Linked DNA regions of Homo sapiens: region 1 is linked to region 2. A link is an interaction called in ENCODE POLR2A ChIA-PET data of the cell type or tissue named here. Cell type or tissue: A673. All regions are shown on one strand. Links, peaks and the distances in the headings refer to the core of each region. The heading gives the core; the rest is flanking DNA. Region 1 has its middle 81 kb from the start of CASC2. Region 2 has its middle 95 kb from the start of LINC02674.

Region 1 (16,924 bases), core at 6,962-11,961, 130 kb before region 2:
TTGTCAAAGGTGAAACTTTTGAGAATGGTGCTTTCTGCCCCCCAAACCTCCTCCCTATCTCTATTTTAAAACTTTCCTGCAAAAGAAAATAAAAATCTGCAAGAAAAATTCTCTAAGCAACCCCATTAAGAGAACACTTCTGGTCTCAGTGTCTTTGTTTGCAAATGTTAAGGGTTCCTTAAATGTGGATTTAAAAGTCATAAAGTTTGGGTATCATTATCTGAGCCTGCATAGGGGTGACGGCCTCCAACTGAGCAGATTAAGAAAAAGGGAGTGCAGCCTGTCCCAGGTGCTGTGGTCTGAATGTTTGCGTCCCCTCCCGACCTCCAATTCATATGTTGAAATCCTACTCCCCAAGATGGGGGAGTTAGGAGGTGGTGCATTTGGGAAGTGATTAGCTCATGATGGGATGAATGCCCTCATAAAAGAGACCCCCCAAAAGCTCACTTGCCCCTTCCACCATGTGAGGACATAGCAAGAAGTTGCTGTCTGTGAGCCAGAAATTAGGCCCTCACCAGACATGAATCTGCCAGCATCTTGATCTTGGACTTGGACTTGATCTTGGACTGTAAGAAATGAATTTCTGTTGTTTATAAGCCACCAATCTATGGTATCTTGCCATAGCAGGTGGGTCAGACTAACACACCAGAGTGTGCAGAACCATAGGCCACAACATGCTTCCTGGAGGGACTTCAACTTGCATGTCACACCACGCTTCTCTAGGTCAGAGCTCCTTTCCAGGTGACAGACGGTTGTTGTCTAAGGACAAGCCCCTTCCTGTTCTCTCTCTCCCAAGGGAGGGTTACATTTTCATTCTATGAAGCTGCCTAAGGAGAGAAGCTAGATATAAGAGAGAAAGGTTGTTGCAAGAACTGAGACTTCAGAAGACCTTCACTCCAAATTCTATTGCACCTGGCAAAAGCACATCTCAGATGAGCCTGCATGGGAAATTTGCTGAAGCACCATCTGTCTATTTAGCACCACAGGTCATCATGGGAGATGGTGTTTCACCAGGAAGCAGCTTCACACTAAATCACTTGCATTTAGAAGTGACTCTAAGAAAAGTAATGGTCCTTTGAGCTGGAGCCATAAGAAAAAAAAAAAAAGAAAAGAAAAGAAGTAACAGTTGAAAAGGAGAGAGATGGTAACAAATGTATTAAAAATTTAATAATATCAAATTTCCAACAATATGTGAAAGAAAAAAGTTATATACATAAAAATATCAATTGCCTCATTGTCCACCATAGTAAAGTACTAAAGTCATATAAATGTTCAAAAGAAAAGTATTGCGTAGATAAATTATAGTACAGTTACTCGGTAGTATAATAATGCCGTTATTAAAACGTTAACTATAAAGGCTGGGAAGAATATGGAAAAGTGTTTATGACATAATATAAAATTTAAAAACACAAGTATGTGCAGACATGACTACAACTATGTAGAGAAGTTTCAGGGCAAAGGCTAAAAGTAACTGTATACAGAAGAAAATATGCCAGGGTTGTGAAATTACAGGTGGTTTAAAAGTTTCTGCTATGTTTTATTTTATGGTATGATTTTAAACATATATATGTGTGTGTGTGTGTGTGTGTGTGTATGAAATATAACAGAAATCAAAGCTGCTGTTAACATTTATTAGCTTCTCCTCATCAAGAACTTCAGGCTGGCATGCCCTTCATCCATAGTTGACCGTTGGATTTTAGCCACAGAACCAGAGAGCAGAAGGGTCTGAGTCTGATTGGAAAAGCATTACTTTCTCCATCTGCACTGTGAGCCAGACAGATCCCTTCATTTCCCTCTGTTCACAGCTGGATATTCTTGGAATTATCTAATCTCCAGCTGGCCAGATGGATGGAGCACCGAGTTTTCCGCAAAGCAAGGCCTTCTGGATGGCCTGAGATGACTGCATGCTTTCTGACTTCTCAGTTTCCATAGCAGGAATTTATTATGAGTAAGTAGGGACTTGGGGGACTCCTGACCTTTGGGACTGGCCAATCTAACCGCTTTCCCTGAACGCCTACTCCCCAAATAGCATTTCTGGACAGAAATAGGGTGTCCTTGGACTGAGAGTATGCTACCAGGGCCCTGAAAGAGGCTAATTTCATCAAAATGGGAATCAGCAAGTCCCAGGGCCTGCAGTCCCTGCAGCAGAGCCTGGACTGGACTGGCCAGTGTGTCTGTTGTGAGGCTGAACAGAGAACTGGTCCTTTGATGTGAGCCCATGTCATTTGTCAAGAACAGGAGGAGAAGACTGGCTGTCATGGTCTTTATTTTATTTTACTTTTACTTTTTTAGAGACAGGGTCTCACTCTGTCACCCAGGCTGGAGTGAGTGGCATGATCATGGCTCACTGCAGCCTCGACCTCCTGGGCTCAGGAAATCCTCCTGCCTCAGCCTCCCAAATAGCTGGGGCCACAGGCACATGCCACCATGCCCAGCTAATTAAAAAAAATTTTTTTTGGCAGAAATGGGGTCTCACTTTATTGCCCAGGCTGGTCTTGAATTCCTGGGCTCAAGTGACCCTGCCACCTCCGCCTCCCAAAGTGTGGAGATTATAAGTGTGAGCCACTGTGCCTGGCCTTGACATAGTCTTTAGACTCACATGCTGGGCTAGCAGATCTGTGCTTTGTGGAAGGGGAACTGAATAGCCTTGCCCACTCCCCTCCACCTCAATGGGCTTGGCTCAGTTTATCCAGATACTTTACGCACATACATTTCCATCTCCGGGTATTTGATCTTCTCTTTCTAATTCCGGGAAGACCTTCTCCTCTTTTTCTTCTCCATGCTTGCTTGTTTTTATCCTTCCTAACTTACAGGGCACTGTGGAGGGGTCTCTCCAGCCCCCTACTTAAAGTATGTTGTTCCCCAATTTGATTGTTCTCTATTTCAACTTCCTGTTCGTTTCCTTCCAAGCTCTTGGACACAGACAGTGTAATTTTTATCTACTGGCTTGCTCATCTTCCCAGGGACTGTACTGGTCTCATTCACCTTGTATATCAGCAACCAGCGTATACCAGAGCAGTGCTTGGCACACAGTAGGGTCTCACTGAGTATTTGCTGAGTGAATGAGTAAGTGAATACTTGGATGCTTGGATCTGGGATGACTCAGTATCGTGTTTTCTACAGTAGGATGCTCTCGGGGAGCCTTGCCTTGCTGCACTCCCATACAAAGCATGGGCTGGCTGCTCACAGTTGCTGTGGCCGGAGGCTGGACTTGATGTTCTCTGAGCCAGAGATGGTTCAAACCACCCAGAAGAGCCTGCTCCATCCTTAGATCTCAGAAAGAGAGTGATGGAGACTGTGGAGGATTGTTCATCTTAGACCTGTTGGCCAGCAGGTGGCTGCCAGACCAGGTTATCCTAGGGTCCTCTGCCAATCTGCAGGGGGAGGGGGAAATGCAAAGGTGAGCTGGGCAGTTGGAAGAAAGACTTGGCTGTCATTGCTCAGTGATGTAAAGATGCCTGACCCAAAGGGAGTCCAAGTGCAGAATGCCTGTGCAGCCTGGGTTCCCATCTTAACCTTGATGATCACTTGAAGGCCAGGTAGCTGTGAGCGTACCAAGGCTGATGTGGTGTTCTATTTGACTTTCTAGTGCCCAGGGAAGGTGCTGTGGGTGGAAGACCAGGAAGGAGAGCCCTAGCACCATGCTCTTCCCTGATCTGATTTCTTGCTTAGGGCTTCCGGCACTCCCATCAACCTCCATCCTGGTGGGAGAGGCAGCCACCATATTTCTTGCTTAAGACTTTTGATTCAAAGTCTAGTTCTTTTGCTTATGTAAGTTATTCAAGAAAGAAAGCCTTGTCAAAGTCTCTGCCAGCAATAACTCATTTGTAGAAAACATTTGCATAGTGTTACTTGCTTTGTGCTCATGTGGCTAGAGATGGAAAGAGAACTCACATTTAAATTAATATTTCTGACCAATAAATAGCCCAAACAGCAAGAAGAATCCTCCTTCTTAATTTCTAGTCCAGTTTGTCCCCTGAGTTTTGAAAGCTGAGAGATTCATTAGTTTTCTAGCCTCCTATTCTTAAAACTGGTAGCCAAGGACTCTTTATAAGAAATTATTGCACCATAAATTTTTAACCATTTTTAAACTGGAATATTTTGGTTGCTTCCTTTTTTAACTCAGCAAATTATGCTGTAATAAATATTATTGTATGTCTTTATGTACGTATTTGTTCTCCTAACAAACTCTGGGTTCCCAAGAATCACATATAATGGGGAACATTAAAATATTTTATAATGAAACATAGCATACACATGGGTATATATAACATGTATACAGATTAAACAATAATTATGAAATTAACACCTGTGAACTCACCACCCAGCTCAAGAATGTATGTTACCAATTCATATAAAACTCTCCCTCCCTCTCACCTCCTGTGCCCCTCTTCTTCCTTCAGAGACAATCACTACCCTGAATGTTGTGACTGGTATCCCTTCACTTTTCTTACAATTTAACCACTAATGTATACATTCCCTAAAATATACATATATGCATTTCTTAGGCTAGTCAATTGAAGCAGTGGGAATATGCATTATTTTGCATGTTTTGACCTGTATATAAATGAAGCCATACCCTCTGTATTACTCTGTGACAAGCTTTTATTTACTCAATTTTATGTTTCTAAGATTTGCATATATGGATACATGTCATTACTTTTCATTGCTGTATAGTACTCCTTTGAAGAACTATACCACAACTTATCAATTATACTGCCCTTAGGATTTCAGCTGTTTCTCATTTTGGCTCCAGAAGCAATGCTGCATGTGAACATTTTGCCCATGTCTCCTGGTCCACACATGCAAATGTTTCTCTAGGAGAGGAATTTGGGTTATGTTCATTCTATGCATGTTCAAATGTAACAGATAATTTAAATCCGTATTCTGTAATGGAAGCTTGGGCATTTATAAAGCAGTAAGGGACAGTTTCATGACAAGAAGTTGAGGGGAACAACACAGTTGACACACAGACACACAATATCCCTAGGTCCTCCTCTGCAACCTTTGCTGCCATCCTACCTTTAAAGGAAGAGTTACTTTTGGCCCAGGTGGGAGCTGTGGAAGGTCCTGCATTTCCTGAGTTGTGCAGTATGACATCTTCATCCTTGGTGACAAACAGGCACATTCCCTGAGTTGCGGGATGTGATATCTCTTTACTTAGTGACAAACAGGCACAATACTTTGACCAATTTCTGGGAGCAGAAGGAAGGGAACACACATTTACTGAGGGCCTCAACTGTATTAGGCAAATTGTCAGGCACTTTACATGTAGTATTTTATCTCATGTAATCATCACAGCTACCCTTTGACATTAGAGAATATTGACCCCAGTTTGCCCACTGGGCAAATTGAGGCTCATAGAGATTGAGTTGTTTGTTCAAGGTCACTGTCAGTAGGTGGTGAAGGTGAGATTCCAATCTGGCCTTATCATTTCTTCTCATAGGTAATAATGCCTGGGACCTGGTTGTTGCTTCATAAGTATTTGTGAACAAATGGAGGAAGAAACACATGGAAACGGGTGACTGTGCTTAAAACCAAAACCAAACCAAAACAAAACCAAAAACAACTCTGGCAGGCTCAGGGGTCCAGCTATAACTAGCTGAAGGCTGCAATTATCCTTTGGACCCCAAAACTGAAGAACAGGTTGGAAATTGCCAAGAGTGTCCAGAGCTCTGCACAGTCACCCGTCTGGGTGAATCAGCATGTTTTCCGGCCTTCTGAATGACCCAAAGTGAAGCAACAGCTGGCGGGGCAGGTGTCGCTCTCTGTTGGTGAGGACACAGCGCGGGCCATTCTGTGTGTGCTCTGGTGTCAGGCTGGCCCCTGCTTATCATAGCAGGATTTCAGACACTTAAAAAATCCACCCAAACCATGGGGAGGAGGTGGGATTATCTCCAGGTTGGGGTGGGGAGGGCTTGGTTCCTGTGGAAGTCATAAATCACTGAGCCGGGTGGCCAAGGGCAGCTGAGGAACTCTCAGCTCTCTGACAGCCCAAGGCGTGTCCCCAGGGTCCAGCCACAGCCCCTGTCAGAGGTAATCCTGGTGCTCGCCTAGGTCATTGGAAGCCTGAGGGTCAGGCCCAGGTCCTGGGTCCCAGGTGTCCTCTCCCTTTTGGTACCTACCAACCTATCCCTAAGGATCCCTTGTCATTCCCCAGAGCTCAATACGCAGCCCCTGGAGCCAATTAGGAAAAAACGTAGAAGCAAACAGATGAGGACCATTATGATAAATTATACTGATGGGGGGGTAGAAAGGAACAGTATATCCTTTAGAAGAATTAAGTTCATTTTAAAATGTGGATTTATGTGCAGGGGCTTCATAATCAGCCTATATTACTACCTGAAAGAATGAGGTCATCGAATAATAATAAAGATGCATATATGTGTGTGTATATGTATATACATATACACACACATATATAAGGATATATCATTTAAAAGTTTCCAGGTCTTTATTCTTGACAGAGGTCAGTTCTTTTAACCTTGACCCCCTCGGGTTATGATGTGCTGTTGTTGTCACCTTCATATGTTAATGAGTATTAATATATTTTTGTGTAATATTTTATATAAGTACATAAATGTATAGTTATATAATTATCTATATATTTATAAATGTATGATATAATTACATATAAATTATGTATTATTTATACTTACATAGTTTATAAGTATATAAATATAATATTTAACATTTTATATATTTATACTTAAATAGTTCATATATAAGTATATAAACATAATGTTAAAATTTTATATATTCATTTAAACATATTTAATATACAAATATATACTCAAATATATAATATAAATTAATGCACTTTGGCATGGAAATTGGGGCGGGGCGATCAATACAAACGTAGCTCACATCCAAACAAAGCTGAGTGATTAAAAATAAGGGGTGTGGGCTCCCCGCCGCTGTGCAATAATACCAACGCTCCAAGGCAGTCCAGGTATTGCCTCTGGGCTCTCCTCTCTGTGCATATCAGCCTTAAACAACTCTTGTAAAGCTGCAGGCTTGTTAATCTAGAAGGCTGTACAGATGGACTAACTGTAGCTTTAGTCATTATACTTAATTGGGCGAGTGGCCCTCTGAGCTGTCTATAAACTGTGTGTTCACAGTGAGGTAATTAATAACGCCACTTCCTTTTGAGAGACATATCATTAGCCATTATTTCTAGAAACATGACATTGATCTCTTTATTCAGAGAGGTAATTGCAGGTTTCTGAAAAGAGTGTATGGTTTACCCAACAATTCCCCACAAGTGACATCATCTCTGAAAAGTAAAACCCACAAAATCTGTCATTTTGAATCCATAGTTGGGATTTTGTTCCCTAGGGTGGTAAAAGAAGATTCTGGAAAAAAATATAATGAACTATTTTGGTATGAAAATAAGAGTGAAGGATCAGCTTTGTTTTTTTTTAGATATTAGCAATTTCTTTAAGAGGCGGGTTAACGGAGATGCGTTTGTGCTTGTTAGGATTATAGCAAGAAGTGAAACAAAACAATACTAAAAATTTTCAAAAAGGTTAACGACTGCCTTTTGATAATAGTTTTCCTATTGCATCTTACAACGTGCTCACAACTGAATTCAATTTCAACATTAACATGTGAAAACCCATGCATTCCAAAATCCAATTCTTAACATTAAAAAAGAAGCAGGGAAATTCAACAACACTGGGCTTCACATTTTGCATTGATTGGATTCTTACCGTTGAGCAAGAATTAAATGAGAATTTCAAAATAATTTTTGCTAAAACTTCTAGCTAACTTAACCATCAACAATTCTACCTTCAGTGTTCACATTAAATTGAAAAAAAAAAAACTCACTGCCACATTTCAATTTTTTTGAAAAAGTCTTTATAAGGTAATGGTAGGATTAAAGAGAAACAAGACCTTTATTCATCTGGATTATTTTCTTGCCAGTTTCAAATCCTTGCCTGGATTTTAGAGCATGAGTCCATTTGAGAAAGGAGAGGCTAGCAATTTAGAACAAGGTAGCATATTTGAATCAACTGCAAGGTAACCTGCCTCCAAATTCTTTTGTAAACTTTACACTGTGAATCTTTCAAATTGCTGATGAATTTTCAAACCACGATTTTTTAAAGCATCTTTCTTCTTATAAATTTGTTTGGCACCCAGCTCTTTGCTTTTTGGGATAGAGTTTTAAATGAAAATCACAGAACCTCTGGGTTTGCTGTGAATCAGCATTTCTCAAGTACATTAGAGGTTAGAGGGGACACTAAATGTTCAGGATGCCACAAATTAATTTAGAACACGATGTATTTCCTGTTCTCCTCTTAGAAACTGCCCGTGTCCATTGGTGTATCAAAGGCCCTGACAAGTCCTGCTGTGAAGAAACCAGCTTAACTTTGTTTACCAGGTTTTATTGTTTTTTTAAAGCTATTTACCCTTTTAACTCTTCTGTATATTTGAAAATATTTCTAATAATGGGTTAAAGCAAAACAATTTGTATAATTGTTTTTTATTTTTTAATAATACTTATTAATATCCTGCAGAATTAACATTTCCCAAGCCTCATAAGAAATGTTGCCCAAAGTTAACCCATTTTACTACCATCTATTTATTGAGTTTTTCTTCTTTTTGGATAAAAAAGAGATTCATCTGCCTATGGACTTAGTGCTTAAACTTAAAACTTGGAAACTGTAAACTTTAAACTTGGAAATTATTGAACTTCACAAGTATGAATTCATTTCTCAGACATAAAATAATTTTTATTGTTAGTCAAAATTGGTGAGACAGTATTGACAAGACTGGATGTGTGCTTCAAAAAAGGATGTTTTTCATTAAACAGTTTTAATCACCATAAATTTAAGTTCACGAAAATAAACTCAAAATTTTAAGAGAAACTTGTTGAAAGAAAATGTCTGTCTTTTAAATTGTAGGTTCAAATGTATGATGGAATTTAAAATGATGTCCAAGTGCCTGAATAATTATCTTAAAGATAATACTAAAATGTCATTTAATGTCTCAGTACCAAAGGGGTATATATTGGATTGGATAATTTGGCATTTTAGGGTTTGGGGACTTGGGGAGGGTATGTATGGCTTATGGGTTTTAAAGCCCTAATCTCATGATGAATTTGGTTAATGTTATTAAAAGCAACATATTAAATATCTATCCTTTATTTAATATATTAGATTTATTACTATGGTTTTCTGTTGGATTTTGTTTTTAACCTGGCAGAAGCATATGCATTTTAATCTAAAATTAATCTAAATGCTCAAATCTATCTTCAAATGCTTTACTTAGTTAATATGCAGACATATCTTGCTAATGCAGCAAACAACTCCATTCAAGATGTACTTTTGATTCCTAATTATCTATAGGAATTAAAAATCCTTTGATTAAAAAAATTACTCCCATTAAGAATCAAAAACTGGCTGAGGTGGGCGGATCACCTGAGGTCGGGAGTTAGAGACCAGCCTGACCAACATGGAGTAACCCTGTCTCTACGAAAAATACAAAATTAGCCTGGCGTGGTGGTGCATGCCTCTAATCCCAGCTACTCAGGAGGCTGAGGCAGGAGAATTGCTTGAACCCGGGAGGCAGAGGTTGTGGTGAGCCGAGATCACGCCATTGCACTCCCACCTGGGCAACAAGAGCAAAACTCTATCTCAAAAAAAAAAAAAAAAAAAGAATCAAAAACTTCATTTTTCTTTCCCAAGTTTAGACCCTGGATGTTCTTGGTCATTGTGTATATCACCAATGAGTCTGTGCTCAGAGAGTTGGCAACACCATAGGAAAGTCTGAGCGAGCACTGAGTGAGAGGTGCTGTGAATAAACCACTGAAGGGCATGCTTCAGAAGTTTATTAGTTTTAGGGATATTAAAATATACTGACAAATCTAGTGCTTTCCTAATGTCTTAGATTACCCTATGTGTGGCAAATAAACAAGGGAAGTCCTCTAAGGGTTGTTTAAGTTAAACAAATAAATTCTGGCTATGCTAAGTTAGTGCATCAAGATGTTTTTTGTCTTTCCTTTCCTGCCTTGGTGGGTCTGATAAAATCAGAAACCTCTCTACCCTTTGGATTTTTAAGTAGGAAAGAAAGACCAGATTAAGGCACGGATGCCTCTCCCTGGGCCCACTGAACCCGAACCAAGTGGTTGTGGGTTGCAGGAACAAGAGCTCCTTTGTCGTCTTCATTAATCAAACTCACCAAGCCAGATGAATGGGAAGCATTTTTTAAAGTAAAATAATTCACTAGAATTTGGATGTGTTTCTCTTTAATTAGTTTGATGAGCCCCAAGTCTGAGGACTTGTCAAACACCTGGTATTAACCCTGCGCTACTGACCTAGGGGAAAAGGCTGGGGAGAGGCAAAAAAGATAGGCAGGTGGAATTAGCTGAATGAAGAGCCCTTTTCTGTGCAGCCTGTGCTCCAGATGAAAAGAATCATTACCACAATGATACTTCTAATTATACTGTCATTAGGGTACCTCTTCGGTTTGCTGTGGTGCGGGGAGCCCTGCTTTTAGACAACATGATCCAGGAGAGAGTGGAAGCAGGGAGGCCTGGGAGGCATTTAACCCTTTCACTAGACACAACTTCAGCCCTGAAAATGAACCTAAGAGTTTTAAATTTGCTTTGCACTGTGCCTCCCACATTGCACATAAAAGATGTCAAAACAAGCAATATATGGGCCTCCATGGGGAAACTTATCAGTAAGGAGCTCCTGGTGCACCCACCATTCGCTATAGTGGCGTTTCCAAGCTCACATGTTCAAAGTTCTGCTCAAGCTCAGCCAATGGACACGCTGTTTCCTATGGGATGTATCATTCTAACCACCTCCACACCATTGGGTAACAAATGACCAAACAACCACATCCTTGTATTCCTAATTCTAATGTGAGTTTACAAAATCAAAATTGGGTACCACAAAATTAAGGGTAAAGGACATTCTGTTCATGGAGGGTGTAGCTTATCAGTTCAAAGTATGAGTTTTGGAGTTTGATGGGCTTCCATTGGAACTTCCACTTCATAACTTGCTAGGTCTTAGGCTTTGAGTAGATTACAGGTTTTTAAGCCTAGAATTCTTCATCTGTAAAATGGGGTAAATAATAGATCTTGCCTCACAGAGCTGTTAGAAGGAAAACATGAGATGATTCACATACAATGCTAAATAGCACTTGGACAGTTAATAGCAAACACTTAGAAGATGGGTGTGAAGAGGTCGTCTCCAAAAGTTTTCTTGAGGCAAGTCCACATTTTCCTGAAATTACCAACATACCAGAAATACCTGCCTGTGCTATATAACGAGAAACTGCATTTATTTATTTCCTTTTTCTGGAGTTAGATGCTTGTCAGTTTCTGTCGATAACAGTTGCAGAGTCCCTAAAAAAGGCTGTGTGATCAACTAAATTCTTTATTTTTCTAGTGTGTGAATGATTACAATAAGTTCCTCAAAACAGTTGTGGTATAAGTATCCAATAAGACAGTTTCCTAATAAAAATGGTATATTCAGTGTTGGTGACATTTGGATAGAGAGAATGATATTGTTAGAAAGAATCTGTGAATATTTTTGAAACTTTATTCTTCAGAACAGTGGACCATGATGCCCCAAATGATGCCCCAAATGGGGTCATGGATTTTAGCATGAATAAATCCAGTCCTGTTGACATCTTTTAAAAACTTTATCTGCCACAGTCTTCAATTGGCATTGAGATTTTAAAAGATTTTATTGTATGTGTTCTTCATACATATGAATGGATTTACACATAGGATGAAAATTTGAACTATCTAGAAGAAAAGCACTATTTATATTGAAGGTATTCATATACTTTATTGCTAGTTTTTTTATGTCAGCATTGAATAATAGTCTAGAGAAACCACAATTTAAACTATTTTAAAATAAGTCAGTCTTGAATTTTGCACTTAAAGGGTGTGGATTTTTCATGAAACATAATGCAAAGCATATATTGGGAGGGTTTATTTTACTGACAAATACCACTGATGATCCACTTTTTTGGTGGGTGGTATGAGGCTAGTTCAAAACAAGCATGAAGTGAGTGAGTGGTATCGGAAGACAGAAAGACACACATAAACGTACACCTACAGAGTTTTCTGCAAAGTTTATGCAGAGCACTCAATTTATGCAAATTTCATGCAACATACACACATATGGCTACATAGAGCTATGTATGCATCCCAGACACTTATTGATCACTGAGAAATTATTAAGCCAATGTTGTCATGTATGTCTAACTCAGTAATGGGATTTTCACTAGGTGAAATTATTATTTTTATTTTTAAATCCTTGCTGTGATTATTTTAAAATCTACATATCATGTGGGTTTGGATATTATGCTGAAGTCAAATTATTATGAACTCTGAAATGGCTAAATTCATGAGCTAGTTAATTTCTACGACCATTGCAAAGATGACATTGTATTGCTATGAATTTTAATTAAAATAGCAGACTTTGTTTAATCCTTTTATTAAAAAACCGCCCTACAATGCAAGTAAAAAGTTTATGCAAGAAAGCAGTTAATTTTTGAAATGTTTAAATATCTTTTCTGTTTAAATCTCATAAACGTAGCCCTCCATCAATCCATTTTTTCCTTAGAAGGCGGTTTTCCACCTATTTTTTATAAAAACTAGAGCCTGAAATTTACTTTAAGTATAATTAGGGCCCTAAAATGTATGGTTGCTCTCTGAAAACTATATCTCCAAGCTCTTTTGCAATACAAGTTAATTAACTGGATTTAGATATTTGCAAGATGATATATTTAATGGGATTACTGCTCATATAATGTTCTCAGTGACTGATTTGCAATCTAAGCTCACGAAACCGAGTGCTGAATTTCCAGCTCTTTGAGAGTTAATGTTGTGTTAAGGAAAGGTACAGTTTGAACCTCATTGTTCATGAATAGGTGAGTTATTCCCGTGAAATGGAGCTGGGCCCTACGAGGGGTGCAGCAGGCAGATGCATGATCAGAAGCCCGCAGACCATCACATTCCAGCAACTGCCCCAGGTAGCTGGATCCCCACACCTGAACTTCTGAGAAGTTCAAGGCAATTGTGTGTTCCATCAAAATATAATGGCCCATTATTCACAGTCTGTCTCCTAAGTGGGATCAATTAGTTGCTCCTGCTCCACAGGCTTAAACACCCATATTTTGGTCGGCTGTGAGTCCAAATGAAACCATACATAACCATTCTGCCACTGTGAGCACTGAACGTTCTAAATCCATCTTTCAATGCAGGCATTCAAAATATTTGTGATTATTTTTATCAGGCTGGGTGGATAGATAAGTAATAATTTGCTTGGAGGGAAGAACTGTCAGCCTTCCAAAAAAAAAAAAAAAAAAAAAAAAAAAAAAAAAAACCCTTCCTATTCATGTCTGCCTTTGTCTCTTTTGCTCTTTTTTTGTTAAGCAAATATATTTCTGCCCGTCAATTGGGTTCACTCTGATGTTATGGCTTCAGTCATTGAACATGACACTACTAATGAATATAATTTAAATCTCTCTGAGCAGAAGACTACTGTAAAAATAGCATTTTAACTAAAATGTTGAAACTTTTATTAAATGTATAAATATTAGCTGAGTCAAATCACTATTAAGAGAAAATTTAAATTCTCTCTTAGTTTAGAAGTCTATATAATGGTATATCCAATTTCTCCTTTTCATTGGAACTTAGCGAGTAAAATAATTCTTTGTACTTGACCTAACAAGATTATTTCCAGGGATTCATAAATGCAGACTGTACTTTGTACCTAGCTTCTAGATAACCGTTGAACTCTCTCACAACAAATGGATGACTTTAAAAAGAAGCTTGTAACGTAGTCATGACTGTTTCCCCCAGTCTTTCTCTAGGTACTCATACAGATGACTGCAGACAAAAATGAAAGAGCAATTTGAATGCAGATCAAAAAGCCAGAAGCCAGAATCAACAAACCCAAGGATTGAGTCAGCTGTGAGGTCATTTGGTCTAGATTTGCTTTATGGAGGGGTAGACTGTTGCCCAAAGAGGTGGTGTAACTTGCTGGATGGGAGAACCAAAGCGTGGGTCTCATTCAGCTCCTGAAGCTCCCTGGTGGAAGGCTAGGCTCAGGGAAATGGCTGTGAGAAGGGAAGGGATATATATGAAGGAGGGAAGGTGTCTGACTTCTGCTCTTCTTTCTTCCCTAACACTCTACTGAGTCAGAAGCAGCTCACAGGCTGCTCCCCACAGCTCCCCTGTACCTGTCAGGTAAAGTGAGTTTAGACCGAAACACCTGTGGATGGGGAATTCCCTCACCATGGTTGGGGATTTAGAGGTTAGCATACACCAATAAGCCCTGCAGTGATTTTAGAGGGCTCCTGACTTGACTTGTTGGGGTTCACCCCACCCTCTCTCTTAGCTATCTTGCTTCCCTTCTCCCTACCCTTCTAATTTGCCCAGTAGCTGACGGGTTTCCTAGGTCCCTGAACCCTTCTTTTTTACCCACCATAGATGAAGCCTTCACTGCTCATCTGCACTGTTGTGTGTTTCAGCTTTGGAGGTTCATGGAAAGAACTATTTTTCTACCTTATTGAACTCTTCCTAAGTCAAGAGAATTGGATTCAACCTCCCTGCCCTTTTCACCTCATTAACCTCTATCCTTTCCTTAGATCTCAGTTCATTTTCAAGCCTTCCCTGACCTGCATCACCAGGTCAATCCCTGCATCAGAGGCTTCCATAGCATCATATAGCTCTCCCTGTAGCACTTAACAGAATTGTAATTTTATATGCACTTATGTGCTGTTTCTAATATAAGTTTTTATTTTGAAATAGTTAAGACCACACGACGTTACAACATGAGTACTGAGAATTCCCGTATACCCTACTCCCAGTTTCCTCCAATGGTAACATCGTCCATAACCATGGTACATGGTCAAAACTAGGAATTGACATTGGCACAGTGCTATTGATTCAGGTAAAAACCTTACCCGGATTTCCACATTTTTTACATGAATGTTGTGTATGTATAGTTTCATCAAATTTTAGGTTCTGGTAACTATCACCACAATCAGGATACGAAACTCTTCTTTCACAATTGAGAAGTGACTTCATGTTACCTTTTAATAATTTCATCCTTTCCCCAGCCCTAACCCCTGGCAACTACTGATCTGTTCTTCATTACTTTAATTTTGTAAATTGAGGAATGTTATATAAATGGAATCATAAAATGTTTAACCCTTTGGCAATGGCTTTCTACATGCATCGTGGTTCCCTTGAGAGCCAACCAAGTTGTTTGCATGCAGCAGTCATTTGTTCTCTCCTATTGCTGAGTTGCACCCCTTGGGATGTTTGTATCACCATTTGCTTATCTGTTTACTTGTTGAAGGGCATTTGGGTTGTTTCTCGTTTGGGGCTATAGAAGTCAGTAGGGGTTTGGGGCTTATATAAGTAAATAGAACTTCTATAAACATTTATGTACAGGTTTTTGTGGGAACACGCCATTTTCATTTCTCTTGAATACATACTGAGGAGTGCATTTGCTAGGTTATATAGTAAGTGTATGCTTATAAGAAACTGCCAAACTGTTCTCCAGTGTGGCTATACCATTTTTCATTCCCATCAGTGATAGATAAGAAATCTCGTTGCTCCACAGCCTCATCAACACTTGGTTTTATCCATGCTTTTAATTTTATTTTTAAAATTTTTATTTATTTATTATTTATTTATTTTTGAGACTATGTCTCATTCTATTGTCCAGGCTGGAGTGCAGTGGCATGATCTTGGCTCACTGCAACCTCAACCCCTCAGACTCAACAGTCCTCCCACCTCGGCCTTCCAAGTAACTGGGACTACAAGCATGCACTACCACGTCTGGCTAGTTTTTAAATTTCTTGTAGAGATAAGGTCTCATCATGTTGCCCAGGCTGGTCTCAAATGCCTGGGCTCAAGCAATCCTCCTGGCTTGGCCTCCCAAAAGTGCTTGGATTATAGGTGTGAGCCACTGCACCCAGCATGTGTTTTTATTTTAATAATTCTAATAGGTGTGTGGTGGTATCTCATTATAATTTGCATATTCTTAATGCCTAATGATGTTTAACATCTTTTCATGTTCTTTTGTGCCTATATATCCTCTTTGGTGAAGTATCTGTTCAAGTCTTGCCCATTTTCTAATTGGGTTGTTTGTTTTCTTACTGTTGAATTTAAAGTGTTCTTTATATATTTTGGATAAGCCCTTTGTCAGATATGTGATGTGCAAATATTTCATTCTAGTCTGAAGTTTGTCTTTTTTTCTTTATAAGAGAGTGGTTTTCAGAGCAAAAGTTCTTAATTTGTGTTAGTTACAATTTATCTATTTTTTTTGTGAATAATGCCTTTGATATCATGACTAAGAACATTTCACCTAATCCTAGATCACAAAGATTTTTTCCTATTTCTTTTCTAAAACTTTTATAGCTTTAGATCTATAATCCATTTTGAGTTAATTTTAGTATCAAGTACAATGTTTGGGCTGAGGTTCATTTTTTTATTTTTGTTATTTTTTGCCTATAAACATTGAATTATTCCAGCAACATTTGTTGAATTCACTTCCATTGAATTCCTTTTGAACTTTGTCAAACATCAGTTGGTCATTCTTATATGGGGCTTATGTGATATTTTTATTAGTTGTTTCCTCTCCTATTAGACTCCATGGGGGCAAGGACCATTTTCTTTTTCATTTTTTTCACCACTGAATCTTCAGCATGTAGCACATTGGCTGAAACACAGTTAACTGCTCAGATATTTGAACGATGGAATAATCAATTGAGTTAATAATAAGGTAAAAGCATTTGAAAAATACAGAGCTGTACATATACATTATTATTATTGCTGTCTGTGTTATTTGGGTGTTTTTTTCCTTTGTTTGTTGTTTTTTCTGAAACAGGATCTCACTCTGTCACCCAGGCTGAAGTGCAGTGGTGTGATCACAGCTCACTGCAG
Region 2 (16,924 bases), core at 4,830-9,829:
GGCGGCAGCGAGGCTGGGGGAGGGGCGCCCGCCATTGCCCAGGCTTGCTTAGGTAAACAAAGCAGCCGGGAAGCTCGAACTGGGTGGAGCCCACCGCAGCTCAAGGAGGCCTGCCTGCCTCTGTAGGCTCCACCTCTGGGGGCAGGGCACAGACAAACAAAAAGACAGCAGTAACCTCTGCAGACTTAAATGTCCCTGTCTGACAGCTTTGAAGAGAGCAGTGGTTCTCCCAGCATGCAGCTGGAGATCTGAGAACGGGCAGACTGCCTCCTCAAGTGGGTCCCTGACCCCTGACCCCCGAGCAGCCTAACTGGGAGGCACCCCCCAGCAGGGGCACACTGACACCTCACACGGCAGGGTATTCCAACAGACCTGCAGCTGAGGGTCCTGTCTGTTAGAAGGAAAACTAACAAACAGAAAGGACATCCACACCGAAAACCCATCTGTACATCACCATCATCAAAGACCAAAAGTAGATAAAACCACAAAGATGGGGAAAAAACAGAACAAAAAAACTGGAAACTCTAAAACGCAGAGCGCCTCTCCTCCTCCAAAGGAACGCAGTTCCTCACCAGCAACGGAACAAAGCTGGATGGAGAATGATTTTGACGAGCTGAGAGAAGAAGGCTTCAGACGATCAAATTACTCTGAGCTACGGGAGGACATTCAAACCAAAGGCAAAGAAGTTGAAAACTTTGAAAAAAATTTAGAAGAATGTATAACTAGAATAACCAATACAGAGAAGTGCTTAAAGGAGCTGATGGAGCTGAAAACCAAGGCTCGAGAACTACGTGAAGAATGCAGAAGCCTCAGGAGCCGATGCGATCAACTGGAAGAAAGGGTATCAGCAATGGAAGATGAAATGAATGAAATGAAGCAAGAAGGGAAGTTTAGAGAAAAAAGAATAAAAAGAAATGAGCAAAGCCTCCAAGAAATATGGGACTATGTGAAAAGACCAAATCTACGTCTGATTGGTGTACCTGAAAGTGATGCGGAGAATGGAATCAAGTTGGAAAACAGTCTGCAGGATATTATCCAGGAGAACTTCCCCAATCTAGCAAGGCAGGCCAACGTTCAGATTCAGGAAATACAGAGAACGCCACAAAGATACTCCTCGAGAAGAGCAACTCCAAGACACATAATTGTCAGATTCACCAAAGTTGAAATGAAGGAAAAAATGTTAAGGGAAGCCAGAGAGAAAGGTCGGGTTACCCTCAAAGGGAAGCCCATCAGACTAACAGCGGATCTCTCGGCAGAAACCCTACAAGCCAGAAGAGAGTGGGGGCCAATATTCAACATTCTTAAAGAAAAGAATTTTCAACCCAGAATTTCATATCCAGCCAAACTAAGCTTCATAAGTGAAGGAGAAATAAAATACTTTACAGACAAGCAAATGCTGAGAGATTTTGTCACCACCAGGCCTGCCCTAAAAGAGCTCCTGAAGGAAGCGCTAAACATGGAAAGGAACAACCGGTACCAGCCGCTGCAAAATCATGCCAAAATGTAAAGACCATCGAGACTAGGAAGAAACTGCATCAACTAACGAGCAAAATCACCAGCTAACATCATAATGACAGGATCAAATTCACACATAACAATATTAACTTTAAATGTAAATGGACTAAATTCTCCAATTAAAAGACACAGACTGGCAAGTTGGATAAAAAGTCAAGACCCATCAGTGTGCTGTATTCAGGAAACCCATCTCACGTGCAGAGACACACATAGGCTCAAAATAAAACGATGGAGGAAGATCTACCAAGCAAATGGAAAACAAAAAAAGGCAGGGGTTGCAATCCTAGTCTCTGATAAAACAGACTTTAAACCAACAAAGATCAAAAGAGACAAAGAAGGCCATTACATAATGGTAAAGGGATCAATTCAACAAGAGGAGCTAACTATCCTAAATATACATGCACCCAATACAGGAGCACCCAGATTCATAAAGCAAGTCCTGAGTGACCTACAAAGAGACTTAGACTCCCACACATTAATAATGGGAGACTTTAACACCCCACTGTCAACATTAGACAGATCAATGAGACAGAAAGTCAACAAGGATACCCAGGAATTGAATTCAGCTCTGCACCAAGCGGACCTAATAGACATCTACAGAACTCTCCACCCCAAATCAAAAGAATATACATTTTTTTCAGCACCACACCATACCTATTCCAAAATTGACCACATAGTTGGAAGTAAAGCTCTCCTCAGCAAATGTGAAAGAACAGAAATTATAACAAACTATCTCTCAGACCACAGTGCAATCAAACTAGAACTCAGGATTAAGAATCGCACTCAAAGCCGCTCAACTACATGGAAACTGAACAACCTGCTCCTGAATGACTACTGGGTACATAACGAAATGAAGGCAGAAATAAAGATGTTCTTTGAAACCAACGAGAACAAAGACACAACATACCAGAATCTCTGGGACGCATTCAAAGCAGTGTGTAGAGGGAAATTTATAGCACTAAATGCCCACAAGAGAAAGGAGGAAAGATCCAAAATTGACACCCTAACATCACAATTAAAAGAACTAGAAAAGCAAGAGCAAACACATTCAAAAGCTAGCAGAAGGCAAGAAATAACTAAAATCAGAGCAGAACTGAAGGAAATAGAGACACAAAAAACCCTTCAAAAAATCAATGAATCCAGGAGCTGGTTTTTTGAAAGGATCAACAAAATTGATAGACCACTAGCAAGACTAATAAAGAAAAAAAGAGAGAAGAATCAAATAGACAAAATAAAAAATGATAAAGGGGATATCACCACCGATCCCACAGAAATACAAACTACCATCAGAGAATACTACAAACACCTCTACGCAAATAAACTAGAAAATCTAGAAGAAATGGATACATTCCTTGACACATACACTCTCCCAAGACTAAACCAGAAGAAGTTGAATCTCTGAATAGACCAATAACAGGAGCTGAAATTGCGGCAATAATCAATAGTTTACCAACCAAAAAGAGTCCAGGACCAGATGGATTCACAGCCAAATTCTACCAGAGGTACAAGGAGGAACTGGTACCATTCCTTCTGAAACTATTCCAATCAATAGAAAAAGAGGGAATCCTCCCTAACTCATTTTATGAGGCCAGCATCATTCTGATACCAAAGCCGGGCAGAGACAACCAAAAAAGAGAATTTTAGACCAATATCCTTGATGAACATTGATGCAAAAATCCTCAATAAAATACTGGCAAACCGAATCCAGCAGCACATCAAAAAGCTTATCCACCATGATCAAGTGGGCTTCATCCCTGGGATGCAAGGCTGGTTCAATATACGCAAATCAATAAATGTAATCCAGCATATAAACAGAGCCAAAGACAAAAACCACATGATTATCTCAATAGATGCAGAAAAAGCCTTTGACAAAATTCAACAATGCTTCATGCTAAAAACTCTCAATAAATTAGGTATTGATGGGACGTATTTCAAAATAATAAGAGCTATCTATGACAAACCCACAGCCAATATCATACTGAATGGGCAAAAACTGGAAGCATTCCCTTTGAAAACTGGCACAAGACAGGGATGCCCTCTCTCACCGCTCCTATTCAACATAGTGTTGGAAGTTCTGGCCAGGGCAATCAGGCAGGAGAAGGAAATAAAGGATATTCAATTAGGAAAAGAGGAAGTCAAATTGTCCCTGTTTGCAGACGACATGATTGTTTATTTAGAAAACCCCATCGTCTCAGCCCAAAATCTCCTTAACCTGATAAGCAACTTCAGCAAAGTCTCAGGATATAAAATCAATGTACAAAAATCACAAGCATTCCTACACACCAACAACAGACAAACAGAGAGCCAAATCATGAGTGAACTCCCATTCACAATTGCTTCAAAGAGAATAAAATACCTAGGAATCCAACTTACAAGGGATGTGAAGGACCTCTTCAAGGAGAACTACAAACCACTGCTCAAGGAAATAAAAGAGGATACAAACAAATGGAAGAACATTCCATGCTCATGGGTAGGAAGAATCAATATCGTGAAAATGGCCATACTGCCCAAGGTAATTTACAGATTCAATGCCATCCCCATCAAGCTACCAATGACTTTCTTCACAGAATTGGAAAAAACTACTTTAAAGTTCATATGGAACCAAAAAAGAGCCCGCATCGCCAAGTCAATCCTAAGCCAAAAGAACAAAGCTGGAGGCATCACACTACCTGACTTCAAACTATACTACAAGGCTACAGTAACCAAAACAGCATGGTACTGGTACCAAAACAGAGATATAGATCAATGGAACAGAACAGAGCCCTCAGAAATAATGCCACTTACCTACAACTATCTGATCTTTGACAAACCTGAGAAAAACAAGCAATGGGGAAAGGATTCCCTATTTAATAAATGGTGCTGGGAAAACTGGCTAGCCATATGTAGAAAGCTGAAACTGGATCCCTTCCTTACACCTTATACAAAAATCAATTCAAGATGGATTAAAGATTTAAACGTTAGACCTAAAACCATAAAAACCCTAGAAGAAAACCTAGGCATTACCATTCAGGACATAGGCGTGGGCAAGGACTTCATGTCCAAAACACCAAAAGCAATGGCAACAAAAGCCAAAATTGACAAATGGGATCTAATTAAACTAAAGAGCTTCTGCACAGCAAAAGAAACTACCATCAGAGTGAACAGGCAACCTACAAAATGGGAGAAAATTTTTGCAACCTACTCATCTGACAAAGGGCTAATATCCAGAATCTACAATGAACTCAAACAAATTTACAAGAAAAAAACAAACAACCCCATCAAAAAGTGGGCGAAGGACATGAACAGACACTTCTCAAAAGAAGACATTTATGCAGCCAAAAAACACATGAAAAAATGCTCATCATCACTGTCCATCAGAGAAATGCAAATCAAAACCACTATGAGATATCATCTCACACCAGTTAGAATGGCAATCATTAAAAAGTCAGGAAACAACAGGTGCTGGAGAGGATGTGGAGAAACAGGAACACTTTTACACTGTTGGTGGGACTGTAAACTAGTTCAACCATTGTGGAAGTCAGTGTGGCGATTCCTCAGGGATCTAGAACTAGAAATACCATTTGACCCAGCCATCCCATTACTGGGTATATACCCAAATGACTATAAATCATGCTGCTATAAAGACACATGCACACGTATGTTTATTGCGGCATTATTCACAATAGCAAAGACTTGGAACCAACCCAAATGTCCAACAATGATAGACTGGATTAAGAAAATGTGGCACATATACACCATGGAATACTATGCAGCCATAAAAAATGATGAGTTCATGTCCTTTGTAGGGACATGGATGAAATTGGAAACCATCATTGTCAGTAAACTATCGCAAGAACAAAAAACCAAACACCGCGTATTCTCACTCATAGGTGGGAATTGAACAATGAGATCACATGGACACAGGAAGGGGAATATCACACTCTGGGGACTGTGGTGGGGAGGGGGAGGGAGGAGGGATAGCATTGGGAGATATACCTAATGCTAGATGACACGTTAGTGGGTGCAGCGCACCAGCATGGCACATGTATACATATGTAACTAACCTGCACAATGTGCACATGTACCCTAAAACTTAAAGTATAATTAAAAATAAAATAATAAAAATAAATAAATAAATAAATAAATAAATAAACAAACAGTCTGATGTTTGTGCCCCAAACTAGACCAATTAAATCAAAATCCCTAGGGAGGATGCCCAGGTTTGGGTAGTATTTAAAGCTCCCCAGGTGATTTTAAGGTGCAGCCTAGGTTAAGAACCACTGATTTCTCATTCCGTGCACCCTCTCTCCTCAATCAAAAGCTGCACTAGCCATTTCTAGATGACAGTTGGCAACTGAATCTTCAACGAAAAGGGTAAATGAAGGACAGTATGTTTTTTATAAACATAAACTGATTCCACTTAAAGGATTGACTTTTCTATTGAAATTATATCCTTACTGTTTTCTTTTGCATGTTTAAAAATGTTCCTTCTTTTATGAAATGTGGGGGGGGGGGGAGGTGTTGAATGTTATTCATTACAAAATAAAGAGCAACAAACCCTATTTAATACCCTATTTTTTTTCCAGAGATAGAATCTTGCCCTGTTGCCCAGGCTGGAGTGCAGTGGTGCAATCCAGGCTCACTGTAACCTTGACCTCCTGGGCCCAAGGGATCCTCCGACCTTAGCATCCCAAGTAGCTGGGACTATAGGCACGCACCACCATGCTCTGTGCACCTGTAGTCCCAGCAATCCTACCACCTCAGCCACTGCACCCAGCCCTGAATTTTTGAAAAATCCAAAGCCTAAGAATCACAATTCTAGAAAATAGATTCAAATATTTCTGTGGATACAGTCTCCACCGCCTCCCTTCTCTATCCCAACTCCCACCTCCTCAAATTAAAACAAAAGTCGCTTCACTCAGCAAGGTACTACATCATGAGTCAGAACTCAGGAAATGATTCCAGCCTTGGACACAAGCATGTGATAAAATGTAGAAAGACATGGAGTTAGGTTAAATAACACAGGGTGTCCCATTATGTAACATGCTAGATTTTTGAAACAAATGGTGATATTCATGATTAACCTACACTGGCCATCTACAGAGGAGTTTCTTGGACACACGTGATTCTCAAATGTTAGCATGTCTCAGAATCACCTGGAAGGCTTGTTAAACCCTAGATGACTGTCTTACCCCTTGAGTGTTTGATTCACTGGGGCTGGGGTGGGGCCCGAGAAATGTGCATTTCTAACCAGCTCCCAGGTAAAGCTGATGTTGCTTATTCAGGACCACATGGTGAGAACCACTGCTTTAGATAGAGAGAAATTGCTAGAGAAAATGCATTTCTTGCAACAACAACAAAAATGTCTATTTTTCATTTAGTTTGTCTATAGATTATGTGTATCTTCAGCAGGAATAAGTCAGTTGAAGAGAATGATTTGCAGTGATCTTATAAAATCAGTTTTTTAAAACAGCATCATATTTGCTGAGAAGTCCTGGACGGGAAAGGGAATGTCTTGTGTTGGAGGTAGGTGAATAATCTCACGGAGCAGTGGTCTCCTTTGAGGCCTGAACTTCATGTCTTTCAGTGTCTCCTTGGATGTCCCGTCCTTCTCCCACTCCATCTGGGCCTCTGATTCCCAGAGCAGCTCTAATCAGATGCACCTTACCGAAGGCGGGCTCCCTGTTGTCCAATGCGGATCACAGGCCCACTACATTTAGCGGAAGTGGAAAAAAAAAACACCCACGCAGCCCCACTTCGGGACACACCTGCAGCCCAGCGGACAGCCCACCAGCCTCCAAACAGTTCTGCGAAAAATTAGGCTATCTTTCATTAGCTATCTATCATGCGGCCTCCACCAGGCTGCAGGATATGAGGGCCATTTAATTAGGCCCTGCACCACTCTCGGGTGTGAAAAGGCTCTCAAACGCTTTGATTCCCCGCTGCTTCGCAGCAGGAAGTTGTTGGCGATAATTGACATAGGATTTCCTTGTTAACCAGCAGCAGACACGCCGGATTAAAGCGACAGAGATCTCGAGAAGAAAGTGAAAGAGATAAGAAGCTCGGAAGACTTCTGCTTATTTGGCACTTGAGGATGGCAGGAAACAGCAATAACCTACTCAAGTGGCGACTCTAGAGTGGAAGGGCGTCCCCTTATCAGACCTATTTCAGCTTGGCTGATCAAAGATTGACTCCCCGCAAAATCACATAGGCCTGGGGTTTGTTAGTTTATTAAGCAGCAGGTTTTAGGAATTATCACAGGTTTAAAGATGGATTGCAGTTTATGTGAAGGGGGAGAGGATTATCGGGTTTTCATCTTAACAATTATAAAATATCACAGCTGAAAGCTTGCTTGCAAATGACATAATTTTCCACTGCCAACTAAACAGGTCATTGTGAGGCTGCCTGTGAGCGCACTCAACGAGGGAGGAAATACAGGCAAATTAACTCTGGGGAGGACCGGGGATGAGGGGCCTCCACGCCTTGTTCCACTTCGGAAGACGGTGCGATCTCATTTTGCCCTGTGCGATTCCTTAGGTAATTATATTTAATTTCTTACCGGGGCCATTAGGTCGGCTTGCATTAAAAGAGAGGGACGAGAGAAACAGCCCACTGAGATGATTCCTAAAATGCAGTTGTGAGAAATGGTACTGAAATAGAGCCGCAGGACTGGAGTGAAATAAATGTCCACTTTGGAATACAGACAATTATTGTATATCACTTAATAACCTTACAGGAGTACATGTGGCATTAATAAAGGATGCGGAGCTGTAAAAGCGTGTTATGGGACTACCTTTTGACAACTCTATACAGGTCCTGGAATAGCGGAGCCATGAGACAGGTTTGCAGTTCTGCTTGCCTGTGTATGGACTGTGGATCTGTGCTTCAGATAACTACCTCAGCACAAGGGCTTGCATCCTTTCTGGCTTTTAAAAATAGCATTTGCTGGCTTTTGGGTTGGTTTTTGGTTTTTTATTTTTTTAGTTATCATAGAAATAGGTGATGGTGGCAGAAAATTTAGGAACTCCAGCAAAATGTTTAGAATGAATAAAAAGAATACCCCCGTCCACCGAGTGGTAAGCGCTGGTAAAGCCCTCAGATTTTGTTGTTACACAAACACAAATACTTCATTTGTCATGAAATCGGGTTCAGTCCTTGTAATTTTTTGAAATGCAGTTTACATAATAAGGCATGAATTTCCCCTATATTTAGGATATATTATTTGAAGGTATGATTTTGAGTTGTAGCATTACATATGATAATATAATTAACCTAAGTAATCCCCGATAGTTGGACATTCAGATTGTTGTCAATTGTTTGCTATTCAAAGCTAAAATGACCAGCTTTGAACACAATTCTTTATGTGTTTTACTGCTTCCTTGGCAGAGTTGGAATTAAAAGTAGAATTTCTGGCTCAAAAAGCATGGGCATTTTTAAGGACACTGATACCCGCTCACATTTGCAGATTCTCAACATAACTTGGTGTTTTCCTGGTGTTGAAGTCAGAAGCATTTTGTGTCTTCCATCTTGAAATGGGAGCATATGACGGCAGCTATTTTATTTAAAGATCAGTCATTCTATCTTGGGTTCTTTCGTTCTGATCTGACCTTTCGCAGTTAAGCACTGTGACAATGACAATAAACAGTGGTTCAATAATCAAGTTAATAGGGCCAAACTCTGAAGATAATCATGTCAATGTTAACGACTTTAAACATCTTTTATCGGAGAAGTTCAAGTTCCTCTAAGAGCACCAATTCATTATCCTTCACAAGTGCAAAGGGAATTGGTTGAAAAAGCAACAAAAACAAAAACCTTTAAAGCAGACTGAGAGGGAGACAGTGAGAGGGAGGAGGAGAGAAGTTGGTTCTGAATCAAGCTTTTTGTCTAAATAAAATAACCGTTAGGGCCTGATCTAGTATAGAAAAGATGGGTTTTTGGTTTTGTTTTTAAGTTTTGTTTTTAATTTGCTGCAAAAAGGCTGGGGCCTGTGAGCCATAGGTCTTTGAGAATCTACCTTGAAAACAACAAAACAAAGTCATCTTTACATTCTGTGCCCTTAACATCATTCCTGTTTGAACATGGTTTCAGGTATAACATCCAATTGCTCCTGTTGGAAGGGACACTCTGCATGTAAATGGCAGAGACACTCTGGTTCACTCAAATGTATTGTTCCTGAAAGAAAGGAAGTGGTCTGCAGAGGTAAAAGTTTATGCTGCTGAAGGATTTTTCTGCATAATTTTCTCCCAACGAGGATGTAAAAAAGATGCTTTTATTTAACCCATAATTCTTTGGAAAACATCTATCTATGAAAAAAGTAATCTTTTTAATATATCGATGTATGAAAAAATATATGTATCTATGAATTGACCTATAGTTCTTTTTAAAATGTATACCTATAAAATTATTTTTGAAAAACTCAATGTAGGCATTATGTATCTGCTAGCATATTACAAGCAATATTTAATCATTCATTATTTTGAAGCCACTTATATTTTTCCATCTACAGGTAAAGTTGGAAAATGGTTGTTTACCTGTCAGCACCAGAGTCTAAAACTTACTACATTGAAATCACACCAAGCATGAACATAGGGTACCATGTGCCAGAAATTAGCCTGTTTCTGATGGGGAAAAATAAACTGGCATGAAATTTATTTTTCCTAAATGTTCTCTTTTGTCCTTTTTATTTTGAGGTAACCCCTAGTTACTTTATAAGGCAAAATGCAATGAGGTCTTTATCCACAGTGCAACTTAGTAGACTGAAGGCATTTGTAAGTTCTGCTTCACAGTAACCCTGACTTTCAACAGTTTTACTCATCTGAAGGGCTGAAGAGTAACCAGTCTCCTGTCCCCTGATCCTGCTGATGGAAGAGACTTAGAAATCATTTCATCAGCCAGGGCTGCTTTGCCCAGAGAAACATCTGTCCAAGAAGGCAGACAAACCAGGGGAGTATCAGTAACTGAAATGAAATATAGCAAGGACATCACCTTCTCGATCTGTTCCTGGACTGTGCCTTGGGAAGGATTGTCCCTGGACCTCTTGTAATTTAGAGTAGAGAAATCAGAGTCAAAAGGGCCTTGTTGTAAATAGTTTTCTCGTTACCGTCTTGGAAAATTTCCAGCAAAGTTCTGGGAAAATAACATGATGCCCTGATGCTAGTAATATAGTCTGACTCGCAATTCCACCTTCCATGGGACTGTACACATAAATGAAAACAAATTTCTAAGCTTGAGTTTAAGACTGTATCTATAAAGAATATCCACAGAGAAGGTCAGGGAGTTCTTTCTAAATACAGTAATCAACTCTGCTTTTTCAAATAAGGAAGAGTTTGTACTTCCAATCTTCTACGGAGAAGAACTGCAATGCTCAAACTCTTTTAAGTTTCCTTTGAGGCCTAACAAAACAAGGTTTGTTTTAAAAATCCTTTCATCAAGAAGACCCTCAGGACTGCTTTTATTTATTATTAAGTTGCAAATCCTTTATCCACAAGAGAAAGGACTTTATATTATAGATCTATGATCTATCTAGAGAATCAACATTCAATATATGTGATATATATTGAATATATATATTCCCATCAATATTATCAATATTCTATGTATATCATATATATTGAATATATATTCTCATCTATATGTAATCTATATATATTCTATAGAATCTATATATTTCATATAATTATATATTATAAAATTATATAATACAAGTATGCATAGTATATATTATAGAATAATATATATAATAAATATATATAAAAATCATGACGTGTTATAATGATAATATGCAGCAAAAGAAGAACAAAAAAGGACACAGGGGCATTTTATAAATTGTCATTTCTGAATTTTTTTTCTTACATCTTTCTATAGAAGATACTCAGCTAGAAGATTCCTCTGTGAGGCTGCTAGTACTTCTCCAGCAGACCAAGCCAGGAGAGCTTTCTCAAAGGTAAGCTGATTTTCTCAACACCCGTAATGAAAGTCAGTCACTCACATATATCAGGGACTTCCTGTGTATGTCAGGCGTGGTTTTAAGTGCTTTGTTACATGATCTGATTTAATCCTCACAGCATCCTATGTGCAAAACAAATTTCCAAAACTAGAAGTCTTCATTTACTCATTTCTTTAAAAATAAGCATTTATTAAGTGTCTCCTATTGGTCAGGCTCTGCACTGAGTGTTGAGGATTTGAAGGCAAAAAAAGACACTGAGTACATGCGGGAAAATAGGCCCGTAAGTCAGTAGAGTAGAACACAGTCAGAAGGAGGCAGGGTACTGAGTGGCTGGTGCACTGGTTTCTGATTCAGAGGAACCTGAATTGGGATCCCAGCTCCAATACTTCTATTGAATTTCCTTGGGCAAAATGTGTGACTTCTCCAGGCCTTGGGTGTCTAATCCATAAAGTGGCAATAATAATACTGATTTTACCAGTTGCTTCAAGGATTAAAAGACACCCACATGTCACCCACATAGCAAGGAGCTGACATCTAGTATGTACTTAATAAATGGTACTACCTACTCATTATTACTGTTCATGCTGTAACCATTTAGTCAAGTATTTTAGAATTACAAAAAAATTTCAGAACATGAAGTTTTCATCTCTAACATCAATCTCGCTCCTTACAGATTCTACCAGATTTTCCAGGGGTTCTCAAAGATTGTCTGCAAACCAGCTCTGATAAATGATTGCAGCTTCTTGAGTCTATAGAGAGAGACCTTTATGCTCTCTCTACTAGGAAGTAATGCTTTTTTCCCTGAGATTATGTTCTTTTTAAAATTTTTATGTGCTTTTAAAATCTCATGTGTGTATTAACATGTCCTTTCTTTATAGAATGTTGAAGACAATATATAAATTTCTGAAAAGATTTGAATGATTTGATTTGGCAAAATAAAGAATTGCCAATCCTACATAGAGCTCCATACACCAATTTTTAAAAATAATTTTATTGCTTCACAAAATCTGGGAACCACTGGATATATGAAGTATCTCTTTTAGCTAAAGCAAAGTCAACTCTCACCCTCGAAAAAAGTTCATTTTTTGATCTGTTTTTATTTTTCTGTGGCAAAAAGTGCTTTTGTGATGCCTCTATGAATAAAAGACTCATTTTCCTAAGTGATGCATCTGCTTTTAATGTCTTAAATGCTGGGATAGAACAGACATATCTTCCCTGGTCTGGGTTTTCTTAAATAGCCAGAAGTCTTCGTGATGAAGACAAGCAAGCATCTAATAGAGAAATAACTCCAAGACAAAGTGCCGTGGCTGCACGATGTCGCCTCCCTGACAACCTATAAATGGACCATATTGATGAAGTGAACAGGACTCTCTCTGGTCATTTTCAACTAGAAACTAATAATCCCCGTCATGATATCAGGCATGCAATAACCTCGGTTAAGACTAGGTTCATCAAATAAATCACTCAGGAATTTCTCTATTTCTTTCTCTGGACACATTGCACATCTGCTCAATGAAAGGAAGAAAGAAGCAATATTTCTTTGATCAGGAATTTTTTTTTAATATTCTTGTATCCATCCCTTGGGATACTATCTTTTCAAGTGGGTGCAGATAATACATCACTTTCTAATGAATGTGGAGAATTTATGAATTTAAGCTATAAAACCAAATATGAGGGATTTTAGTTTATCTCAATCTATATTTTACACTGTCATGAGAAAATAAACCGGACCACAAAGCTGTATTGTGCCCAGTTCACTAAATCTCCTGATCTCTCATGACCTTTTCAATGTGTTCCATTTGTGGCCACATATGGGAGGGGGATACAAACAGATGATCGCTTTGTACTTTTTCCCAATATGTCTAAATACATGTTACACTTTTCATATCCTCTCAGCCGCGGACAGTAAGGGCTTGGCCAGAGCATCAGACATCAGCCTCAGCTAATATTGTTGTATGTTAACATCTTACTGACTCTGTTAATACAGGTATTGGGTGAATTTGGAAATTTGGAAAATGGATATGCTTGTCATTCTGTGTCCTGGAGATCTTAAAAGCCCTAGGTCAGTTCCCCAAGTCTTAAGGAATTATAGACAGAAGATGTCTTTTCTGCATGTAAAACAGAAAACTGTAAAAGCTGCACAGCTAGGTTAGCTAAGCTGTCCTGAGTGTAGAACAAAAAGTGAATGAAAAGGCAAGGCCTCCAGTCTGCTCTTGCTGGCCTGTTCTACCAGTCTTAAGCCAATTATGGTCGAGGGCACTAGGAGCCAAGTTCAAGTCCCAGCTCTGCCATCTGGCACCTTTGTGGCAGGACAATCACATAAACCTTGAGTTCCTCATGGGTGAATTTGGGATAAAGGTACTGATCTGTAAGGAGTTCAGTGGGTTAAGGTTGAGGAGATATTTGGCACCTGGACTGCTACGTCAGTGGTCCCCAAACTTTTTGGCACCAGAGACTGGTTTTGTGGAAGACAATTTTTCCATGGACCAGGCAGTGGGGGGATGGTTTGGGGATGATTCAAGAACATTACATTTATTGTGCACTTTATTTCTATTATTATTGCATTGTAATCTATAATGAAATAGTTATACAATTCACCATAATGTAGAACCAGCAGGAGCCCTGAGCTTGTTTTCCTGCAACTAGATGGTCCTATGTGGGGGTGATGGGAGACAGATCATCAGGCATTAGACTCTCATAAGGAGCACGCAACCTAGATCCCTCTCATGCACAGTTACAAAAGGGTTCACATTCTTATGAGAATCTGATGCTGCCGCTGATCTTGACAGGAGGCGGAGCTTAGGCAGTAACAGGAACAATGGGGAGTGGCTGTAAAGACAGATAAAACTTCACTCACTCATCCACCGCTTACCTCCCACTGTGTGGTCAGGTCCTTAACAGGCCATGGTGCTCCATGACCTGGGATGGGGACCCCTGTGCTAGGTGGTAGGTGCCCAATGAGTGTTAGTTCCCTTTCTTTTCCTTGGTTCAAAGCCCAGCCTTACGACTTGCTAGCTGTGTGATCCTGTGCATGTTACTTAACCTCTCTGACCCTCAGCTTCACCCTTTGTAAAATAAAGACTATTATAAAATGTATCTTGTAGGGTTGTTATAAATCAGCACAAAGTTCCTAGGACAGTGCCTGAGATATAGTTGTTGTTTGCTGTTGTTATGGTAACTTCTTAAAAACTCTTAATATTATTTCTGTTACTGCAACATTACTGTTATTTTTCCCCTTTTTGGTCCTTTTTCTTGGCCTTCTGTTTCTTTATCTAGAAAACGAGGGAATTGGGCCAGATAATACTTACATCTTTTCTAGCTCTAAGCTGTTATGACTCAATATGTGAAATAATGTTGGTAGGAGCCATTTAACATCTTTGAATTGCTATGCAATGTAAGATGGCAGTTTTGTAATTTGCTTTTCCTACCAATGCTTTCTCCTCAAAAGAATAGTAATAATCATCATTTATTGAGTGCCTGCTATGCATCTGGCATATTTATTTTTAAATAATTTTTTAGTTTGAAATGAGTATAGCAGCTGGGTGGAGTGGCTCACTCCTGTAATCCCAGTACTTTGGGAGGCTGAGGTGGAAGGAGTGCTTGAGCCTATTAGTTCAAGACCAGCCTGGGCAACATAGTGAGACCTTGTCTCTACAAAATATCAAAACAAACTAGCTGGGTATGGTGGTGTGCACCAGTGGTCCCAGCTACTCGGAAGGCTGAGATTGGGGGATCGCTTGAGCCCAGGAGGTCAAGGCTGAAGTGAATTGTGATCATACCACTGCACTCCAGTGTGGGTAACAGAGCGAGACCCTGTCTCAAAGCAACAAAAAAAGAAATAATTAAAGATTTACAAAATTTGCAAAGAATGCAGAGTTCCTATAGACTCTTCACCTGGCTTCACGTTCTATTAATGTTACCATCGTACGTTACCATGACACATCTGTCTAAACTACGAAACCAATATTGATATATTACTCTCACCTAAGTTCCAGACCTTATTTGAATTCTGCCAGTTTCTTTTTTTTTTTTTTTTATCATGAATGTCCTTTCTTTGTTCCAGAAAATCTGTGACCATCTCTCAGTCGTTTCTCTTTCTCATGGCCTTGATAGTTTTGAGGTGTACTGGTCAGTGTTTTGTAGAATGTCTCTCAATCTGCATTTGTTTGACATTTTCCTCAGTTAGAGTGAGGGTTTGGTGGGGAGAACGCCACAGAGGTGAGGTGCCCCCATTGCATTAGTGGGTACCTCCTGATATTCATGGGACATGATGAGTGATGTTATCTGGCGTACCTTTAATGTCGTCACCCGTTGTATGGATCTTCCATTATCTATTCCACAGTTGAGGAATATCTGAGTTGTTTTCAGCTGTTTGTGATTATAAATGTAGCCTCTGTAAACATTCACATAGAGTTGTTGTGCGAACGTAAATTTTCCTCTCACTTGGGTAAATACCTAGGAGTAGGTAAGATCGTTGAGTCATCTGATAAGTGTGTGTTTAACATAACAAGAAACTACCAAACAGCTTTCCAAAGTGGATGTACCATTTTGTATGCCAACTAGCAATGTATGAGGGTTCCAGTTCTACCTATCTCTACCAAAACTTGGTATGTCCATTTTTGTTTTTTTTTTTTTTAGCCATTTTAAGAAGTGTGGAGAGGTGTCTAAATTACGGTTTTAATTTACATTTCCCTAAAGGCTGATACATATTTTTATAACTTTATTTGCATTGTGTATCTTCTTTGTTGATGTTTCTATTCAAATATTTTGTCCTTTTTTTTTTTTTTTTGAGATGGAGTCTCACTCTGTCACTCAGGCTGGAGTACAGTGGCACAATCTCAGCTCACTGCAACCTCCGCCTCTGGGTTCAAGCGATTCTTCTGCCTCAGTCTCCCGAGTAGCTGGGACTACAGGCAAGCGCCACCACACCCAGCTAATTTTTGTATTTTTAGTAGAGACAGGGTTTCACCATGTTGGCCAGGCTGGTCTCAAACTCCTGACCTCGTGATCTGCCGGCCTCGATCTCCCAAAGTGCTGGGAATACAGGCGTGAGCCACCACACCCAGCCCCATTTTTTAAAAATAGGCTTTTGTGTTCTCATTGAGATGTGAGAGTTCCTTATATGTATTCTCTGCATACAAGTATTTTATTAGATGTGTCATTTGTGAATATTTTTTTCTTGATGTGTGGCGGTTTTATTTTTTATTTTTTTAACTGTCTTTTGAAAAACAAAAGTTTTTATTTTGATGAGATCAAATTTATTTTTTTCTTTAACGGATCATCCTTTTAATGTTGTACCTAAAAAATACTTTCTGTCCAATGTATAAAACCTTGATGGCTTTACGGCAAAGTGATGTTCTTTTGACGTCTTTTAACAGCCTTATCATTGTATATTTTATATTTAGATCTGTAATTTGTTTTGAGTCAGTTTTGTATGGAATGTGAGGCCTGGATTAAGCTTCATTTTTAGTACATGGATATTGA

Evidence for each region. Peaks named below come from ENCODE experiments on the same cell type or tissue, not always from the same donor. Only the 100,000 strongest peaks of a DNase experiment are listed, where the experiment ranks them.
Region 1: POLR2A ChIA-PET joins it to region 2 with 8 read pairs; 2 of 35 experiments call an interaction of 5 or more read pairs at or near these places.

The regions. Positions count from the first base shown.
Region 1 is chr10:117,957,569-117,974,492 of GRCh38, reverse strand. No RefSeq gene overlaps it. Among named protein-coding and RNA genes, the nearest start is that of CASC2, 81 kb to the left of the region's middle. RefSeq lists an enhancer at 6,843-8,205. In A673, for the core only: no CTCF peak of the experiment used is centred there; no DNase peak of the experiment used is centred there; H3K27me3 peaks cover 3,546 bases.
Region 2 is chr10:117,821,574-117,838,497 of GRCh38, reverse strand. No RefSeq gene overlaps it. Among named protein-coding and RNA genes, the nearest start is that of LINC02674, 95 kb to the right of the region's middle. RefSeq lists enhancers at 1-245, 6,833-8,350. In A673, for the core only: no CTCF peak of the experiment used is centred there; a DNase peak (open chromatin) is centred at 7,457; H3K4me3 peaks cover 499 bases; H3K27me3 peaks cover 3,603 bases.